Linked DNA regions of Homo sapiens: regions 1 and 2 are each linked to region 3. A link is a contact called in ENCODE Hi-C or POLR2A ChIA-PET data. All regions are on one chromosome and are shown on one strand. Each heading gives the region's core, a stretch centred on a gene start or an enhancer-like site at or near the end of the contact. The rest is flanking DNA. Distances are from core to core; before and after follow the strand shown.

What was found. Hi-C counts contacts between places; a loop is a spot of excess contacts on that map. ChIA-PET counts read pairs that join two places held with the same protein, here RNA polymerase II (POLR2A). Pooled maps may share reads with other maps.
Region 1: a loop to region 3 is called in a pooled map, with 5 times the contacts of the local background. The contact joins two enhancer-like sites. A Hi-C loop is called at or near these places in 14 of 168 maps with a recorded cell type or tissue (CD4-positive, alpha-beta T cell, CD4-positive, alpha-beta memory T cell, CD8-positive, alpha-beta T cell and 9 more), 36 of 37 single-sample maps with no recorded cell type and 23 of 50 pooled maps. POLR2A ChIA-PET finds 5 or more read pairs at or near these places in 6 of 52 experiments (OCI-LY7, PC-3, PC-9 and 3 more).
Region 2: a map of OCI-LY7 shows a loop between it and region 3 (3-fold over the local background). The contact joins two enhancer-like sites. A Hi-C loop is called at or near these places in 3 of 168 maps with a recorded cell type or tissue (HCT116, K562 and OCI-LY7), 2 of 37 single-sample maps with no recorded cell type and 8 of 50 pooled maps. POLR2A ChIA-PET finds 5 or more read pairs at or near these places in 3 of 52 experiments (GM12878, OCI-LY7 and activated CD4-positive, alpha-beta T cell).

Annotation. Positions count from the first base shown.
Region 1 is chr5:126,613,820-126,616,748 of GRCh38, forward strand. The region is part of intron 3 of PHAX (phosphorylated adaptor for RNA export); the gene reads left to right. Among named protein-coding and RNA genes, the nearest start is that of PHAX, 14 kb to the left of the region's middle. Within about 2 kb of position 1,617, at least 2 of the 41 ENCODE cell types and tissues checked have a DNase peak (open chromatin) inside an H3K27ac peak, as active enhancers do.
Region 2 is chr5:126,647,443-126,650,478 of GRCh38, forward strand. No RefSeq gene overlaps it. Among named protein-coding and RNA genes, the nearest start is that of SPMIP10, 17 kb to the left of the region's middle. Within about 2 kb of position 1,674, at least 2 of the 41 ENCODE cell types and tissues checked have a DNase peak (open chromatin) inside an H3K27ac peak, as active enhancers do.
Region 3 is chr5:126,352,836-126,356,118 of GRCh38, forward strand. All of the region lies in intron 1 of LOC124901056 (a long non-coding RNA gene), which reads right to left. Among named protein-coding and RNA genes, the nearest start is that of GRAMD2B, 69 kb to the right of the region's middle. Within about 2 kb of position 1,561, at least 9 of the 41 ENCODE cell types and tissues checked have a DNase peak (open chromatin) inside an H3K27ac peak, as active enhancers do.

The DNA.
Region 1 (2,929 bases), core at 367-2,866, 260 kb after region 3:
GGCTGGAGTACAGTGGCACAATCGCAGGTCACTGCAGCCTCGACCTCCCTGGCTCAAGCAGTCCTTCCACTTCAGTCTCCCAAGTAGCTGGGACTATAGGCTTAAGCCACAATGCCCAGCTAATTTTTGTATTTTTTGTAGAGACAGGGTTTCACCATGTTGCCCAGGCTGGTCTCAAACTCCTGGGCACTCAAGCAATCCATCTGCCTCTAGGATTACAGGTGTGAGCCATTGTACCCCGCCTATTTTTTCTTTTAACCGCATGTTTTTGCTACTTTTTCTGCAATTAACATATATTTGAGACAGTCTTGCTCTGTCACCCAGGGTGGAGTACAGTGTTGCCATCTCAGCTCACTGCAACCTCTGCCTCCCAGATTCAAACAATTCTCCTGCCCTCAGCCTTCTGAGTAACTGGGATTACAGGCATATCCCACCATGTCCAGCTAATTTTGTATTTTTATTAGAAACAGGGTTTCACCATGTTGGCCAGGCTGGTCTCAAACTCCTGACCTCAAGTGATCCACCCGTCTCGGCCTCCCAAAGTGTTGGGTATAATACCCAACACCCAACCCGTGAGTCACCGCACCCGGCCACAAGTGTGTATATGTACCTATTTCCTTATTTTTAAAAATTCAGTTATTTGAATAGGCAACCAGTTCACATGGTAAAACAAGAAAGAGTATCAAGGGCTAAAGGGAGGAGGCTAAGGGAAATTTATGTGTACAGAGTTTCAGATTTGCAAGATGAAACAGTTTTGGAGATCTGTTTTATAACCGTGTAAATATACTTTACTACTGAACTGTACACTTAAAAATTGTGAAGATGACAAAATTTTTTTGTCATGTCTTTATTATCACAATAAAAAATCAGTAAAAGAGTGTGTAGTGAGAGGCTACCCGGACCACACCTATCCTTGAGCCACCCAGACTCCTCTCCAACACCCATTATTTTTTTTGAGATGGAGTCTCGCTCTGTCACCCAGGCTAGAGTGCAGTGGTGCGATCTCGGCTTACTGCAACCTCTGCCTCCCGGGTTCAAGCGATTCTCCTGCCTCAGCCTCCGAAGTAGCTGGGATTACAGGCACACACCACCACGCCCAGCTAATTTTTATATTTTTAATAGAAACAAGGTTTCACCATGTTAGGCTGGTCTCAAACTCCTGACCTCATGATCTGCCCACTTTGGCCTCCCAAAGTGCTGGGATTACAGGCGTGAGCCACCGTACCCGGCCCTAACACACTTGTTTTTACACAAATGGTCATATACTATGCATACTATTCTATACCTTGCTTTTTTTTTTTAACTTAATTTCTCTTAGAAACCTTATCAAGTATGTAGAGAGCCCCCTCATTCTTTTTTGCAGTTGCTAGCATTCCAGTGAATAGTTATATCATAATTTATATGACTATGTGTATATGACATACATGCTCAGTCGATCCTCATTATTTGTAGATTTTATATTTTCAAATTTGCCTACCTGGTAAAAGTTATTCATAACCTCAAATCAATACTAGTGGTGGTTTCACAGTCATTCACAGATGTGCAGTGTCTAAAAAAATTTGAGTTGTCCGACATGCACATGCTTAGCTGAGGTCAAACAGGGCAACATTGCTTTGTTTCAGCTTCCATACTATAAACAGGTGTTCTTTTCAAGGTCTATTTTAGTGCCATCTTTTTCACATTCTGTGCTTTTTTTTTTTTTTTTTTGCGCCCCTCTGGGGATTTTGCTGTTTAAAATGGCCCCTCCAAGGGTAGTGCTGTAGTGCCAACTAGTGTTTCTAAGTGCAAGAAGACTGTGACATGCGTTAGAGAGAAAATATGGTTAGATAAGCATCGTTTAGGCATGAGTTATAGGCTGTTGGCCACTAATTCAATGTTAATGAATCAACAATATGTTTTCAATAAGGTGTCTTTAAACCAAGATACATACAAGGTTATATACTGATCTGTTGACAAAAGTGTTGTCTATCAGAGGCTTTCAGGAACCTAACCCTGTATTTTTCAGAAGGAATGTTTCAATATTTGCTAATTCAATGTTTGCAGCAACTTTATAAAACGTAACTACCATGACTATTGAGAAGCCACTGTATGTGTGTATATATATCTGATTTATTATATATATACATTTAAATATTTGATCCCTTTGGAATATATCTTGGTATAAGACATGAGGTGTGAATCCAACATAATATTTTCCATGGTGGCTACCCAGTAGCTCAACCACCAACTTTTTTTTTTTTTTTTTTGAAATAGAGGTTTGCATGAGACTTTGTCTCAAAAAAAAAAAAATGAAATGGAGGTTTGCTCTTGTCGTCCAGGCTAGAGTGCAATGGCACAGTCTCGGTTCACTGCAACCTCCACCTCCTGGGTTCAAGTGATTCTCCTGCCTTAGCCTCCCAAGTAGCTGGGATTACAGATATGTGCTACCATGCCCAGCTAATTTTTGTGTTTTTGATAGAGACAGGGTTTCACCATGTTGTTGACCAGGCTAGTCTTGAATTCCTGACCTCAGGTGATCCACCCGCCTCGGCGTCCAAAGTGCTGGGATTACAGGCGTGAGCAACTGCGCCCAGCCTCAAATGCCAATTCTTGAATAATACATTTATCTTCTCCAATTTAAGATAGTATCTGTATCATAGACTAAATACCCATATATATTTGGCTTTTTTTTCTAGGTTTTCTATTTTGCTTCACTGATCATTCTAGTTTTATTTTGGAACCATACTGTTTTAATTATTTAGAGTTTATGATGTGTTTTAACATCTAATAGAATATTCATGGTGGGTGCGGTGGCTCACACCTGTAATCCTAGCACTTTGTGAGGCTGAGGCGGGCAGATCGCCTGAGGTCAGGAGTTTGAGACCAGGCTGGCCAACATGGCGAAACCCCGTTTCTACTAAAAATACAAAAATTCGCCAGGCGTGGTGGG
Region 2 (3,036 bases), core at 424-2,923, 290 kb after region 3:
GAGTAGCTGGGATTACAGTCCCATGCCACCACACCCAGCTACTTTTTGTATTTTTAGTAGAGATAGTTTCGCCATGTTGGCCAGGCTGGTCTCGAACTCCTGACTTCAGGTGATCCACCCACCTTGGCCTTCCAAAGTGCTGGGATTACAGGCATGAGCCACCGCAACCAGCCTTGGGCTCTTTTGACGGGATAGTTCTCAAGGTCAGTGAGATTTGTTCTTACTCCAGAAGGATCCTTCCAGCTATCTCTTTCCCTGGTTCTCTCAGTCAAACTAGCCAGCCTACAGTTTCTATCTCCAGTGAGTCTACCAATATCCTTTCGATTGCCTGTCATGACAACCTCCCTTGTGTTGGAGAGCCCCTTAGGCTTAAGCTTCTCCAAACACTTTTGCAAAAAAGTCATGTCCCCTGGGAAGAAAGTAGGAGCTAGGTGTGTTATGGCCTGCTTCTCCCCTCAGGCAAAATCTCCAAGCCATGGCTGTGGAGTTTGGGATGATTTTTAAAAAGGCACATAGGCCAGGCATGGTGGCTCATGCCTGTAATCCCAGCACTTTGGGAGGCCAAGTCGGGTGGATCACCTGAGGTCGGGAGGTCGAGACCAGCCTGACCAACATGGAGAAACCCCATCTCTACTAAAAATACAAATTTAGCCGGGCAAATACAAACTTAGTGGTGCAAGCCTGTACTCCCAGCTACTCAGGAGGCTGAGACAGGAGAATCACTTGAACCTGGGAGTTGCACTCCATCCTGAAAACAACAGCGAAACTCCATCCCAAGAAAAAAAAAAAAGGCACAAATCTCTCCACATGACACACCTATTCCAGGAGTTGAGCATTCACTGGAATGGAAGGACAGTGTAATTGGGTCTTCTTATCTTGCTTCTCCCAGCATGGAACCACCACCTTACAACCTGGGCAAGTGTAATTGGGGCCTCAATATTCTTGGTGGCTATGTGCGCAATGTAGAGAGCTTCTATCCCATGGGTTGAAGCAGGGTAGAAGACAGTCCCCACCTCTTGGTCACACTTGCCTGGTGCTTAGCCTGAGAAACAGGTAGGGGGAAGGATGAGAAATACTGACATCTTGCCCCTCCTGGGAGGATAGCCCTCTGACTAGAAATGGGAGAAGAGAAGCCCTGTATTCAAGTTCAAGTTCATCTAGAGAGTCATGTTCTCTAGAGTATGTGGTCAGAATTCTTACAGAAGCACCGGGACTGCCCCCTGTAGCCTTTTAGTCCAAACAACTTGACCTTTCTGTTTTAGGCCGGCCCTCATGTCTGCATGCGGCAGCTGCTACTGCTCTAATACTTTTAGAGGCCCTCAAAATCACAAACTATGCTCAACTCACTCTCTACAGTTCTCATAACTTTCAAAATCTATTTTCTTCCTCACACCTGATGCATATACTTTCTGCGCCACCACCCCACTTCTTCAGCTGTACTCACTCTTTGTTGAGTCTCCCACAATTACCATGTTCCTGGCCCGGACTTCTATCCAGCCTCCCACATTATTCCGGATACCACACCTGACCCCCATGACTGTATCTCTCTGATCCACCTGGCATTCACCCCATTTCCCCATATTTCCTTCTTTCCTGTTCCTCACCCTGATCACACTTGGTTTATTGATGGCAATTCCACCAGGCCTAATTGCCACACACCAGCAAAGGCAGGCTATGCTATAGTATCTTCCACATCTATCGTTGAGGCTACCGCTCTGCCCCACTCCACTACCTCTCAGCAAGCCAAACTCATTGCCTTAACTCGAGCCCTCACCCTTGCAAAAGGACTGTGTGTCAATATTTACACTGACTCTCTTTTCGGACTCTGCCCACTTACACCCAAGTGAAATAAACAGACTTGTTGCTCACACAAAGCCTGTTGGTGGACTCTCTTCACACAGACTCGCATAACATAGAAAACATAAGTACGGACCAAAGAATTAGAAGAAATACTAGACTAATTCTCTCTTCTTATTTGGCACGTACTGAAACCTAAGTAAAGGTATATGAGAAGAGATAAACAGTGAGCTATAATTTACATAACTGTGCCATTCTGTAACCCAATTCAGTCCAAGACTTGAGAAATAACTGGGAGTACCTCACAGAGGAGTTATTTTATACATTTAAGGAACAAAAAGCTGGTAGTCCTGAATTTCTAAAAGCTATTTAGGATAAGTAGATTTTTACTTCTTATAATCCCCTAATACTACCTTACCACTAAAATAGACCAGAGCCAATTAAGCCACTTCTCTTTAAGAGGAAGCAGTATCGGCACTCTGTGTCTATTAAGAATCTTTCCAGGGCCAGGCACGGTGGCTCACACCAGTAATCCCAGCACTTTAGGAGGCTGAGGAGGACGGATCACCTGAGGTCAGGAGTTTGAGAACAGCCTGACCAACATAGAGAAACCCTGTCTACTAAAAATACAAAATTAGCCAGGCATGGTGACACACATCTGTAATCGCAGCTACTCGGGAGGCTGAGGCAGGAGAATTGATTGAACCCGGGAGGTGGAGGTTGCAGTGAGCAGAGATTGCACCATTGCACTCTAACCTGGGCAATGAGGAAAATTCTGTCTCAAAAAAAAAAGAATATTTCCATTATTTTCCCTTCCACTGAAAGGGCTAAAGGTAAATTTAGCTGGTAATAGAATAATTTCCAGCAAGGTCTTCGAGTAAAATTTTGAGGTATTTCTTATGTTTATACCACTCAACTAGAATTCAAAATCCAAGGTAATTACTGAGACCAGATTTCCTAGGAATGAGGAATGGGAATGTTGCAGGGCATCCTAAAGGGGCTACACCCTCTATGAACAGATACCTTGCACTCCAGGAGCTCATTAGAGTAAAATTTTTGTACATTTCCAGAATTAAATGGGAAAAAAAAGAAGGTGAACACAAGAGTTGAACTGAACAATGCACAGTGCTTTGTTCTGGCCCCACGAAAACATCTGAATATATCATTTGCATCTAATCGTGCTGTGAAAGTTATCAGGAAGAAAAATGGAGTACCTAATGTTAAAAATAAAACCCTGAT
Region 3 (3,283 bases), core at 311-2,810:
GAAAGTCTGATGTAAAAGGTCTCCTAGGAAGTGCACAGATATCCTGGACCTCCTAAGCTGTTTATGCAAACCCTGAACCTCCATAAATCATCTTTTCAAACAATGTTATCTCAGTTAAATTTATCCGTGGACTGTGTCTTCCCAGGAAAAACTTACAAGACAATCAGAAACATCTCCTCTAGAACCACCTGATATAGGATTATTTTGTAAGAGAACAACCCAAGGAGCCTCTATAACCCCAAGTGATCAAAACTTAAATCAATAAGAAATTGACATCGTGTGCTTCTTGATCTGATGCACTGAGAACAACACAAAGATTATCATTGTGGCGATCTTACCAAAGATACAAAACCTGAATTTAATCAGAAAGAAGCATCAGAAAACCCAAACTGAGGAATATTCTTAAAACAAACAAACAAACAAACAAAACTGTCCCGTACTCCTCAAATTTATTGACGGGGGAAAAAAAAAAAGACCAAGGAACTGTTTGATTGGAGAGACTAAGGAAACATGCTTATAAAATACAACATGGCCCCTGGGTTGGACTGCAGCCTAGAAAGACAGCTGAAAATTTTGAATAAGGCCTGTGTATGAAGTAGTATTGTGTCAGTGTTAGTTTTCTAATTTTGATTAATTGCATTATAGTTCGATCTGGATGAAATGATGAAGTAGCTCTTGTAAGAGTTCAAAATGAGAAGTTAAAAAGTTTAAGTTGTTAAAATCAGTGGATAGCAGATAATGAGCAATTGGAAGATGATACCTGAAATAGGCAGATTACAAATGACGTTTGTCATATTTAGTTGGATATTGGTTGACTTGAGCACTGATTTGCAACATGTGTTTGGGGCTATCCCACTACACCCCCAAGTTCACACTCACCTATTTTTACTTGAATATGTCACTTAATTCTTAGAGAAACTTCAGAATAGTGTTGCTCACAGTTCACTTTGATTTTACAATGTAAAATATACATATAAATATTTTTACAAGGGGAAAAGAAAGAGGGAATATCATACAAACAAAAAGCTAACTTCCAAAGAGATAGTTGAATTTCACAATCAATTAAAACAGAATCACCTGGGAAGCTTGTTAAAAAAAACTCTGATGCCCAAGTCTCACACCAAACCTATAAAATCAGAATGTATAGGTGTGGGGTATTTGTACAAGTTCTGTGCAATTGTGAGGCATACTAAGAAAGTTTGAGAACCACCATTTAAGAAAATAACTGGTCTCTAAATTAGGACTCATTATCCACTAGATGGTGCCAAGAATTCAAAGATGGAACTTTGTGGTACAATGTCTATTTTCCTTTGAGTATACAGTGTGTTCATTTTCCTTCTTATCCACTTTCTCTTCGACCTCTCCCCAACTTGTAGGAAAGGGTTACATCACACCAAAATAGATATTTTGTTCAGTATCAGTCTAGCAGCTTCTCCTTGGATTTTGGTTATAACAGACAGGCTCGTTCTGAAGGGATATTGAGAGGAAGTTGTGTGAGTACTCTTCCCTTAGCCTTTTACTTTCTCAGTGCAGATATTTAGAAGAGGAAAATCCACTGTAAGAGGTGGCCTCATTGGCAATGAGTGATTGGATAAGAAAGAATGGTCTGACCAGTTCCTAAAAGCCATATTTAGCCGTTTGTGGTTTTGATCCCTGTCCTTTCCCGGAAACAATGACTTCAAGAATGTACCACAACTATTTGGTATGTTATATCAGTTAAATAATAAGTCATATTATTAAATATCAGATTACTCTTAAGCTACCACTGCCTCAATGGAAAAGCATTTGACAATTTCTTAAACTGTTTTATCCTTTCTTTATCCTCAGGATTTTTGCAATTAAAAAATCCTGTGCAGATGATAATCTCATTTCAGTTTTTCTGATGAGTTTATGTGTTTGGAATCTGCTCCAAGGCATTGTGTTTATCCTCATGAATGTTTATTTTTAAATGTGTATCGAATAGAAATGGCTAGAAAGCCGAGCAAGACAAATAACATTTTATTAATCCTTGTCTTAGTCTCTTTGTGCTGCTATAACAAAGTACCTGAGACTGGGTAATTCATGAAAAAAAAAAAAAAAAAAAAATGTATTTTCTTACCATTCTCGAGGCTGGGAAAGATCGGGGCACTGGCTTCTGATGTGGGTTTTTTGGCCACACCCTCACACGGAAGGAGGAACAGGGGCAAACTAACTAAACAGTTCACGAAGCCTCTTTTATAAGGACCTTAATCCCACTAACAAGGGAGAAGCCCTCATGGCCTAATCATCTCTTAAAGGCCTCACCTGTTATCACACTGGCAACCTTTGAATTTTGGAGGGAACACATTCAAACCATAGCAGTCCTACAAATATCTATTGAGCAACAATATGTACCAGGCACTGTGATACACATTGGTGTAGGGACACAGGGTTGAACAAAGCAAAAAAATATAAGCTTTCATGAATTTGCATTCTAGCTGTGAGAAATGTACAGAGGAAAAAAATAGCAAGATAATGATAGAGTGACAACTCTTTTACTTCATAAAGCAGAGAGGTGTAATAGTTTCTGCACAAGCCAGGATTATTTTTGACATTGTAGTCAGGGGAGGCTCCCTGAGAAGGTGACATTTGAGTTGAAATTGAATGATGACAAGAAGAGCCAGAAAGGAAGCTATATAGTCAGTGGGCGGAGCAGGTGCAAAGATCCAGGGGTAGAAACAAGTGTGGTATATTGCAGATTAGGAAAAAAACCAATGAAAGGAAGCATGAGCTAAATGAGGCTGGAGATATGGGCAAAGACCTGAGCAGGGCCAGAGGTTGCAATTTAGTGAAATAGAAAATTAGGAGATTTTAAAGGGAAGAGTAACATGGTTTTTTTCTTATTTTTAAATTTTAAAATCATCCTGGATCCTGATTGTAGAGGTGATACAAGTGGGAAGAGAGCAATTGGAATACTGCTGCAATAGTCTAGATAACAGATGGCAGCTTGGACTAGTAATAGGAATACCAGTGGAGAGAAGCACTGAAATTCTGGATGTGTTCTGAAGGCACAGCTGATAAGATTTGTTGATGAACTGCACGTGGGGAACAAGGGCATGAGAGAAATCAACAACACCTAAATTGCTTTTACATCAACCAGGTGGATGAGGAAGCCCTTTACTGGTCTGTCCTTACACTGCTAATAAACACATAACCGAGGCTGGGTAATTTATAAAGGAAAGAGTTTTAATTGACTCACAGTTCCACACGGCTGGGGATGCCTCACAATCATTGTGGAAGGTGAATGAGGAACAAAGTAAAGTCT